2 separate regions of the Homo sapiens genome follow, and region 2 is linked to region 1. A link is an interaction called in ENCODE POLR2A ChIA-PET data of the cell type or tissue named here. Cell type or tissue: Panc1. All regions are shown on one strand. Each heading gives the region's core, and the rest is flanking DNA. Links, peaks and the distances in the headings are about the cores only.

Region 1 (5,366 bases), core at 105-5,104:
TTTGCTTTCTCACTCCCTCCTCCCTTTTTCTTTTCATCTCCTCTTCCTCCTTGTCTACTCACTCCTCTGAGAAGCTGAAAGTGGCTGGTGTTCTTCATAGGGCGATGATGGCAGTGGTCAGAGGGGTCTCCTGGTGCCGTCCTGCTGGAGCTCCACACATCCACGCTGCGGTTGCTGCCGAGGTTCAGCTGTGGGAGCCACTGGGCAGCAGCATGTGAGGGCCAAGGGTCTTACTGGCCACGACGCTCACCCTGTGTGATGCTCATGGGGCCTCCACTGCTCAGGTGCAGGTGTGGCCAGGATGGAGGCCACGGTCCTGGGCTTGGCTGTGGCCCAGCCACCCTGGCTGGTGCCTTTCATCTTGCGGACCCTGAGTGCTGTCTCTTGTGTCCTCTGAGTCCTAGGAAGTGACCGCAGTGGGAGCAGGACCGTCTGAGTCCTAGGAAGTGACCGCACTGGGAGCAGGGCCGTCTGAGTCCTAGGAAGTGACCGCACTGGGAGCAGGACCGTCTGAGTCCTAGGAAGTGACCGCAGTGGGAGCAGGACCGTCTGAGTCCTAGGAAGTGACCGCACTGGGAGCAGGACCGTCTGAGTCCTAGGAAGTGACCGCAGTGGGAGCAGGACCGTCTGAGTCCTAGGAAGTGACCGCAGTGGGAGCAGGACCGTCTGAGTCCTAGGAAGTGACCGCACTGGGAGCAGGACCGTCTGAGTCCTAGGAAGTGACCGCAGTGGGAGCAGGACCGTCTGAGTCCTAGGAAGTGACCGCAGTGGGAGCAGGACCGTCTGAGTCCTAGGAAGTGACCGCAGTGGGAACAGGACCGTCTGAGTCCTAGGAAGTGACCGCAGTGGGAGCAGGACCGTCTGAGTCCTAGGAAGTGACCGCAGTGGGAGCAGGACCGTCTGAGTCCTAGGAAGTGACCACAGGGGGAGCAGGACCGTCTGAGTCCTAGGAAGTGACCGCAGTGGGAGCAGGACCGTCTGAGTCCTAGGAAGTGACCGCACTGGGAGCAGGACCGTCTGAGTCCTAGGAAGTGACCGCACTGGGAGCAGGACCGTCTGAGTCCTAGGAAGTGACCGCACTGGGAGCAGGACCGTCTGAGTCCTAGGAAGTTACCGCACTGGGAGCAGGACTGTCTGAGTCCTAGGAAGTGACCGCAGTGGGAGCAGGACTGTCTGAGTCCTAGGAAGTGACCGCAGTGGGAGCAGGACTGTCTGAGTCCTAGGAAGTGACCACAGGGGGAGCAGGACTATCTGAGTCCTAGGAAGTGACCGCAGTGGGAGCAGGACTGTCTGAGTCCTAGGAAGTGACCGCAGTGGGAGCAGGACTGTCTGAGTCCTAGCAAGTGACACAGGGGGAGCAGGACCGTCTGAGTCCTAGGAAGTGACCGCAGTGGGAGCAGGACCGTCTGAGTCCTAGGAAGTGACCGCACTGGGAGCAGGACCGTCTGAGTCCTAGGAAGTGACCGCAGTGGGAGCAGGACCATCTGAGTCCTAGGAAGTTACCGCAGTGGGAGCAGGGCCGTCTGAGTCCTAGGAAGTGACCGCAGTGGGAGCAGGACCGTCTGAGTCCTAGGAAGTGACCGCAGTGGGAGCAGGACCGTCTGAGTCCTAGGAAGTGACCGCACTGGGAGCAGGACCGTCTGAGTCCTAGGAAGTTACCGCAGTGGGAGCAGGACCGTCTGAGTCCTAGGAAGTGACCGCACTGGGAGCAGGACCGTCTGAGTCCTAGGAAGTGACCGCACTGGGAGCAGGACCGTCTGAGTCCTAGGAAGTGACCGCAGTGGGAGCAGGACCGTCTGAGTCCTAGGAAGTGACCGCAGTGGGAGCAGGACCGTCTGAGTCCTAGGAAGTGACCGCACTGGGAGCAGGACCGTCTGAGTCCTAGGAAGTGACCGCACTGGGAGCAGGACCGTCTGAGTCCTAGGAAGTGACCGCACTGGGAGCAGGACCGTCTGAGTCCTAGGAAGTGACTGCAGGGGGAGCAGGACTGACTGTGGGGAGGGCTGCAGGGAGGTTTCAGCTCTGTGTGCAGAGGGACATCCTTGATAGGTAGGGAGTTCCCCGTCCTGGAGGGTGTGCGAGCAGAGGCAAGAGATCGAATTTGGACAGGAAGGCCTTTCAGCCCTCCCAGGAGACCTCCTTTCTTTTTTTTCCTTTTCTTTCTTTTTTTCTTTCTTTCTTTTTTTTTTTTGTTTGAGATGGTGCCATGCTCTGTCACCCAGACTGGAGTGCAGTGGTGCAGTCTCGGTTCACTGCAACCTCCACCTCCCAGGTTCAAGTGATTCTCCTGCCTCAGCCTCCCGAGTAGCTGGGTTTACAGGCATGAGCCACCACACCTGGCTAATTTTTGTATTTTTAGTAGAGATGGAGTTTTACTATGTTGGCCAGGCTGGTCTCGGAATTCCTGACCTCAAGTGATCCACCCGCCTCAGCCTCCCAAAGTGCTGGGATTACAGGCGTGAGCCACCACGCTCAGCAATGGAGACCTCCTTTCTATTGCAAAAGCAAATAGTGTAGCGTCAGGATGGGAGTGGGATCAGGTACTGAGGTTGTCAGTTTCTGTTATTTCTTTTTTCTTTTAGTGATGATTCCTGCGTATTCCAAGAACCGGGCCTATGCCATCTTCTTCATAGTCTTCACTGTGATAGGTGAGTGCAGGTAACGTGGCCAGCATTTTGTGACAGGATCCCGAGAGCTCAGGGACCGATACACCCTGCTGCCTCCACGACCTGAAACTTCACATCCGTGTTTTTCACTCCAGAGATCACCCCAGGGATCCCCTGCCAACAGCTTTTAACCCCAGAGATCCCCCACCAACAGCTTCACCCGAGGGATCCCCCACCCCACGGCTTCACCCCAGGGATCTCCCGCCAACAGGTTCACCCCAGGGATCCCCCACCAACAGCTTCACCCCAGAGATCCCCCACCAACAGCTTCACCCGAGGGATCCCCCACCAACAGCTTCACCCCAGGGATCTCCCACCAGCAGCTTCACCCCAGGGATCCCTCACCAACAGCTTCACCCCAGGGATCCCCCACCAACAGCTTCACCCCAGGGATCCCTCACCAACAGCTTCACCCCAGGGATCCCCCACCCCACGGCTTCACCCCAGGGATCCCCCGCCAACAGGTTCACCCCAGGGATCCCCCACCAACAGCTTCACCCCGGGGATCCCCCACCAACAGCTTCACCCCAGGGATCCCCCACCAACAGCTTCACCCCAGGGATCCCCCATGCCACGGCTTCACCCCAGGGATCCCCCACCAACAGCTTCACCCCAGGGATCCCCCACCAACAGCTTCACCCCAGGGATCCCCCACCCCACACTTTCTGTTCTGTCCCCACCATTGACCTCGTCATCCTCCCACCTGTGACTGCGCTGGCCAGGCCATGTTTCCATTTGATAGGGGACGCCCCCGGCGCTGTGCTATCCTGTGCCGGCCACCCTTGCGTTGGTTTTGCTGCTGTACTGGTGGCGCCCCTGACCGTGGCTGTCTCCTCTTGAAGGAAGCCTGTTTCTGATGAACCTGCTGACAGCCATCATCTACAGTCAGTTCCGGGGCTACCTGATGGTGAGCGAGCTCCCCAATGCTGGCTGTGCCTGGAGCTGCCGGGAGGCCAAGCAGGGTGTGGCTTGAGATGAGCAGCTGGGTGACCCTTGCTGGCCAGGCCCCTGGTGGGACGGGAGGGCAGGGTTGCCACCTCTTGTGGATCAGCCGGGGATGCACATGTGTTGTTGCTCTAGCCACTGCCAGAGATGGCAACTCCCAGGACAGCAGACCCTAAACCCTCTTGAGGGGGAGCTGGGGGCGCCCCCAACACACAGAGGAGAAACGCGGCCCAGCATATTGCGCAGCACGCCCGTCAGACTCCTTCCTGTGCGGCCTGTCCCGGGAGTCTGACCAATCCTCTCATTCCTGGGGGGTGAGGGGCTGCCCCCAGGCTGTGGGGAACTGGGCCCCCCCCCAAGGCTGCCCAGACTCCCCCTCTGCCTGTTCCCCAGGGGAGGGAAGGGTCGGGGGTTCTGAGCTGGGGGAGGGCTGATCCTGCCGTTCATAGCCTTCCTCTTTGCAGAAATCTCTCCAGACCTCGCTGTTTCGGAGGCGGCTGGGAACCCGGGCTGCCTTTGAAGTCCTATCCTCCATGGTGGGGGAGGGAGGAGCCTTCCCTCAGGCGTGAGTGCTGGGCATGGACCCTCTTCTCCCTGAGGGTGGGTGCTGTGGCTGCTGGGCAGGGGCCGGGTGTTCATTAGGGGCTTCTTGTGCTTGGCCTGTGCCTCGCCCCTGCTGGCTGGCACCCGACTCATGGAAACCACCATGTCCCTGGCGCTCTGTGGTTCCCGGCGTCCTTGTCCTGAGTCCATGCCTTTGTCTTCGTGCCCCCCGGGGACCCTGGGCTGGTGAAGGGCCGAGTGGCCCGGCCTTCTTGTCCCCCTTTGTGCTCTTCTACCCTTCTGTGCTGACTTAGGCAGCAGAGCCAGAGGTGCGTGGGCCAGGTGTCCACACCACCATCCTGCTTGGAAATGAGGGCAGAGAGCTTGAGGGACATTGCAGTGGAAAGTTCTGGTCCTGACTGCTCATAGTGGTGAAGTCAGTTTGCGCCTTCTCGGGGGGACGGCAGTGGCAGGATGCTCGTTACAGGGGCTCTTGGTGTGGCTCAAGCTGCAAAGTGGCTTCATGGCAAAGCTCAAGCCAGACGCCAGGGCAGGAGGACCCAGGCCAGGGTTCCAAGGGAGCCGAGCTGGCTGTGCTCACCGGGCTGTGGGTTTTTCCCTGCAGAGTTGGGGTGAAGCCCCAGAACTTGCTGCAGGTGCTTCAGAAGGTCCAGCTGGACAGCTCCCACAAACAGGCCATGATGGAGGTACCCGCCCCCTGCTCCCAGCCTCCTCTGGGCTCCTCCCGGGAGGTCACTTGGGCCAGCAGCCCCTTTTCAGGACTAGGGGTGTGGCTTCAGGTCACCTGCAGCATTCACAGCCCGTCAGGGTGGGGTTGGGGCTGGGGGCGCTCACCTTCGAGGGCGCTCACCTTCCCGTGCGCCCCTGCTGACCTGTGCTCCTTCCTGTGCAGAAGGTGCGTTCCTATGGCAGTGTTCTGCTCTCAGCTGAGGAGTTTCAGAAGCTCTTCAACGAGCTTGACAGAAGTGTGGTTAAAGAGGTAACTGGGGCCACAGCCGCCCAGGGTGGATAGTGGGGGCCTTCCAGTTTCCCCTGCCCTTGATCACCTGGGGAACTCTTCTAATGATCAGTGCTGGGATTCACCTGCCAGGGATCCTGGCTCCTAGTATGGGAACTGGGAATGGAGTTCTCTTTGGCTCTTGGAGACTGGGGAGATTTTTATGAAATTCACCAGACCCCAGGAACTAGCCT
Region 2 (5,366 bases), core at 178-5,177, 600 kb after region 1:
CACCAAGGTGACACAGGCAGAAAACCCCAGGGAAGGAAGCCCTCCCACGGCCGAACCGGAACCCTCACCCTCCCAATGAACAACTGCCTTCCCAGCACCGTCTGGCCCTTCACCGCATTTCTAAACACGTCACACACACATCTGTTCCTCGACGTTCGGTCTCTGTTCATCCATCCTCCTCAAAATGAAAGTCCGGAACCTTCTGCACTAATTTTAAAGTCTGGCTGAACATTGAGTAACGAACAAAACTGAAAACACAAAAGAGATGGTATTTTTAATCTTGTGCATTTTTACTGAAAAATGAGAAGATAACTCTATCTCTAGCTATAGCTTTTCCTGTCTATGTGGCCAGCCCATAAATGAGTTCTAACTCCTTTTCTCTGGACTGTCTTCAGTTTTCCTGCACTGCGACTCAAGGATGAGGCGCCTCTACGGACAGTTCCGCGGCGCACGCAGCCCCAGGCCATTGCCGCAGCGGCCCCGGGAGTGCGCTGCCCCGCCTGGGAAAGGCGCAATCAGGTGCTCCTAGCAGGAGGAAACACACAGTGCACGCACCTGTTTAAATTTTCCTCTGATCTTGTCTAAGTCTTCATGGAGTTTATCGTAAGTAGGGTCATCATAAGGGAATTTCTGGATCATTCCAATCAATGATTCTAAGACCTTCATCTTTCTGCTGTAAAGCACAGAAATACAGACTCTCAGTCATGTGCACACAACAGGCTCAACTTACACAACAGCTATGCTGCTGGCTTCCTGAAACCCAGCAGGTGCGCTAAGAATGCCTTCGTTCAAAAGCTGGATGATTATTTTCTCATTACACGAAATCATATTTATTTACCTAGCAACGAGCTTAGGCCCATACCCAGTGCCTCGACAGCAAGTGTGTGCCTAGCTTACAGACACGCCTCCATTCCGACCACGGGGCCAAGGGGCTGAGGCAGCCAGAAGCCCTGCTGACTCTCGAGGTCACACATGCAGAAACAGACAGAACTGGGCAAGAGGGACTGGGGCTGGGCACGAGCAGGCCTGCTCTGGGTCTGGGGATTTTCCAGGATCTGGATTCTTTGTGCTCAAAGCCTTCCAAAGTTCAGCTGCAGGTAAACCAGCAAACCCCTCCCTCCAAAGGCGGAAATCAGTACTGTCCCCTCCCCAGGGAGGAAACAGCTTTGCTGGGGAGGCAAGGAGGTTCTGCAGAAAGGCTGTGCACTCAGGAGACAGCAGCCCTGGGCATGACATCTCCCCAACACCTCTCTACCTGCTTTCAACCCTGCTGGCCTCATCTGTAAAATGGGGGGCATCCCAGCCTCCAGATGGTGAGAAATTAATTTCTGTTTTGTTTTTTTTTTTTTAATGGGGAGAGTAACAGCAACCTCACAGACTTTCAAGAGGATTAAATAACTGACATGGGCCGGGCTCGGTGGCTCACGCCTGTAATCCCAGCACTTTGGGAGGCCGAGGAGGGTGGATCACCTGAGGTCAGGAGTTCGAGACCAGCCTGACCAATATGGTGAAACCCTGTCTCCACTAAAAATACAAAAATTAGATGGGCGTGATAGTGTGTGCCTGTAGTCCCAGCTACTCGGGAGGCTGAGACAGGAGAATTGCTGGAACCTGGGAGGTGGAGGTTGCAGTGAGCTAAGATTGTGCCACTGCACTCCAGCCTAGGGGACAGAGTGAGAATCCGTCTCAAAAAAAAAAAAAAAAAAAATTGACATGAAGCTTGGACTCCAGCACAGAGTAGGTGCTCAATAAATGTTAGTCTCTTGGTCTCTTGGTTTCCTCTGGATCCTAGAGATCAGGGCTCTCACCTGCAGGGGTTTAAAAATAATCCACACATGTGTACATCTCGTGGGGCCAGGTCTTTTCAATGAACCACAGGTGGTCCTGAGAAGCATGCTGCCTCTATGCCGCATTGGACCATGTGAGTGGCCAGAGTAGGCAAGATACTCGATTAACGGGCATTTTAAAGAACTGACAGTTAGGATGAATCAACAGCAATTCAAAGCAACCAAGACCTCCTGTGTACTTGCAAACAGCTGGTGCTCCTGGATACAGAGAAGAGCAAGTTTGCCAGCAGCATCCAGTTTACAAGAGCTAACCATGGCTACCTCTCTGAGAAAATACAAAACTGTGAAAGGTCAAAGCAAGTCAGTTTTAGCAACAAAGCACCTGGTTTCCAGGGAAACCAAAGGGAGATGCCAAAACGTGGGAGGTGGCTGTATGCTAACCCGATGCAGAGGACCACGCACTTTCCACTTGGCAAGCGGTTACTTTTCTGGTCAGCGATGCTGCTCAGACACACCCAGCCGGGCGCACCATCAGAGGCGGCACACGTCAGGCAGGTGTGAGCAGCTCAGGGCTAATGAAAGAAAAGTGATGGTGCCAGAGCCCCCGTGCTCAGCCCCGGTGCGCGCTGGTCTGCAGGAGGGTTTCACCAGACTGCTGAAGCCGGGGACAGAAGTGTCACGCAGTTTACCGGAAAGCTAGTTACTCAACGGAAAGCACCATCTTTTGGCCTGAGATGCCGCTCTCCGTGGTTTCTTTGGTGTTACAATGCCCAGCATTTTGCTGAATGACAATGCGGTGGCAGGTGTTTTTCTCTTAACATCCTTATTTGGAAAAATTTACAGGTAAAACATGCAATATCAGCCCTTCACCATTTAAAAAAAAACAAAAAACAAAAAAAAAAACCTGACATGTAAGATCTAAACATCCATGAACCACTGCTCTACAATAAAGCCTTAGGTTCCAAAGAGACCTCTGGGTACTACTGGATGGGATGAGGGCGGCTGCGAGGGGGGTCTGGCAGGGCTTCCACCAGCCCCTCGTCAACCAAAGCGGTTCTTCTCTGTTAGCTAGACTGAGTGTGCTGCTTTCAGACGTCAGCAAACCCCTGCTCTGGGGTAAGGGCTGGCAACCTCCTGGGATGGGACCACTGGCACACAGCGGAGCACTTCTCCAGGAGCCGGCAGATTCTGCCGCTGTGGGAGAAGGGAGACAGGCGGAGAACTCCAAGAACACACATCCTTTTGTGGCCTGGAGTTGAGAGCCAGGCTCAGCTTTGACTGCCACCTAGTGGTAGCACAGGCTGCCAACAGCGATTCCCCTGGGATCCCCAGCTGCCGGCCGCTGCCTGAGAACCAGGAGGAAAATGTCCTCAAGTGCCCCTCTGCTAACCCAGAATCCCATCGACTCCCAACTGCTGGTACAAACGGAGCAGAAAGAACTACCCGTATCAGTTGCAAGCATCCTCATTCTTAAACATTTGAATATTCAAGATATTCAAGGTATTTCTAGAAATTCAAGATATTTCAAATAAAAGCACAAGTCACGTAGTCAGGGAGAGAGTTACCCACTCTCCTTGTGCCCCTCCCACGCTAGGCAAGGCCACCAGGTGTCAGAATGACGCAGAGCACCAGCTCAGGTCCCGCGCTTGCTGCTGCCCATGAACAGCAGAGTATCCAAACCATCTCAAGGGTTCATTTCCAGCTTCAGAATGAAGATAGATAAAGCAGGGTCACATGGGGCTTCAGTAAGTACAATGCAGGAAGAAGAGTTTTTGTTTGTTTGTTTGTTTTTGAGAAGGAGTTTTGCTCTGTCGCCCAGGCTGGAGCGCAGTGGCATTATCTCAGCTCACTGCAACCTCTGCCTCCTGGGTTCAGGCAATTCTTCAACCTCAGCCTCCCGAGTAGCTGGCACTACAGACACATGGCACCACGCCCGGCTAATTTTTGTATTTTTAGTAGAGACAGGGTTTCACCATATTGGCCAGGCTGGTCTCGAACTCTTGATCTCGTGATCTGCCCGCCTCGGCCTCCCAAAGTGCTGGGATTATAGGAGTGAGCCACTGCGCCCGGCCGAGAAGAGTTTTTAAAGGCTAAAAACAATTCAAATGACAGCTAACACTTACTGAGTGTTGACAAGTTCCAGAAAGGAGTTAAACACATTTAAAGGCATTTTCTTGTTAACAGACTTAGTTGGCTACATTAAAAAACTGATGACACTGGTGTCCTCATCTCTGAGCCCAAGTGATACAAAACTGTTATAATTTGTTTATTAGAAGCTCAGGGGAAAGGTGAATGAGAAAATACAATCAATGTCAACATTATTTTATTGGTAGGGTATCTAAAAGCCACATGGTGCACTAATGACTCCAGGTAAAAGGCAGGAGCATAGAACTCTTGAGAAGCAACAACAGCCAGTGTTCACCAAACACCTAAAATGTGCCTGGCACTTTCTATTTAGTATTTCCGTTAAATCTCCTAACAACACTCAAGCTTGACACTGATAATTTTCTCCATTTTACAGATGAGGAACAGACAGATTGATTACTCAAGGGCATGCTGGTAACCCATGGAACTAGAACTCCTGGTTCCTACGCTGAGAAAGAAAGACATCTCCACCTTTACCTGTCCTTCTCAGTGGTGCAACTGTGCAGTAGACATTTCCATGCAAAAGCAAAACCTTGGTAGCACCCGATCTGTGAATGTGAAAAATATTTAAGAGTGAAATTAATAAGCAACTAGCTACACTTTCATTACCAAGATCTCAAAACAAAAGGTGGGGGCAGAAGGCAGCGGTGCTTCTCACACTATTGTTCTGGAAGCACCTGTTGAGCATTAGGCAATGGAAATTAGGAAATTAGGTCATCGGTGGGGCAGCCAGCCTCCCAGATGCCCCAGTCCTCATCTCCTGGTACCCATGCCCTGTGCAGGTCCCTCGACACTCCACCAGGGTGGCTTTCGTAACCAACAGAATGTGGAGGAACAGCACAAAGCTCCTGAGTCTAGGGATAAAAGCCAGTGTCACTTGCCTCACCAGCTCTCTTGGACCACTCGCTCTTGAATGTCACGAGGACACACAAGCAGCCCCATGGAGACGTCCATGCCCACAGTCAGGTGACAGCACCACCTTGGAGGCAGATCCTCCAAGCCCAGTCAAGCCTTCAGGTGACACGGCTCTGGCTGACACCCTGAGCCAGGACCACCCAGCAAAGCTGCTCCTGAGTTCCCAACCCTCAGAAACATGTGAGATCATCCATATTTGCTGTGTTAAGCCCATGAATTTTGTGGTGATCTGTTTCACAGCATCGAACATCCAATATAGTCATAACTGCCTCAACTCAGACTTTGCCACTAAGGGCCACTTATCTGTAAGGGCCAATCTAGGACAAAGGGCAAGAAGAGAAAAAAAAAAATCATAAAGTTAATGAAATTTCAACGTAAACATAAATGGAATATGTTCACATGACAGAGGGCACCCATTCTTTGGCTTAGTACATGAGCCAGCACCATGACACTCCCAAGTAAACTAAGGAGACCAGGGACTTGTTTTCTTTTATCCAGCATGCATAATTTAATTGTATC

Evidence for each region. ChIA-PET counts read pairs that join two places held together with the same protein. Peaks named below come from ENCODE experiments on the same cell type or tissue, not always from the same donor. Only the 100,000 strongest peaks of a DNase experiment are listed, where the experiment ranks them.
Region 2: POLR2A ChIA-PET joins it to region 1 with 5 read pairs; 2 of 35 experiments call an interaction of 5 or more read pairs at or near these places.

The regions. Positions count from the first base shown.
Region 1 is chr11:69,067,848-69,073,213 of GRCh38, forward strand. It overlaps TPCN2 (two pore segment channel 2), which reads left to right. Exons shown (of 25, transcript NM_139075.4): 9 at 2,583-2,648; 10 at 3,509-3,573; 11 at 4,076-4,176; 12 at 4,780-4,861; 13 at 5,068-5,154. Among named protein-coding and RNA genes, the nearest start is that of MIR3164, 13 kb to the right of the region's middle. In Panc1, for the core only: no CTCF peak of the experiment used is centred there; no DNase peak of the experiment used is centred there.
Region 2 is chr11:69,667,340-69,672,705 of GRCh38, forward strand. It overlaps LTO1 (LTO1 maturation factor of ABCE1), which reads right to left. Exons shown (of 5, transcript NM_153451.3): 3 at 4,410-4,480; 4 at 556-673; 5 at 1-248. The coding sequence ends at 180. Among named protein-coding and RNA genes, the nearest start is that of LTO1, 5.3 kb to the right of the region's middle. In Panc1, for the core only: a CTCF peak has its summit at 3,072 (motif pointing left); a DNase peak (open chromatin) is centred at 3,102; H3K27ac peaks cover 270 bases.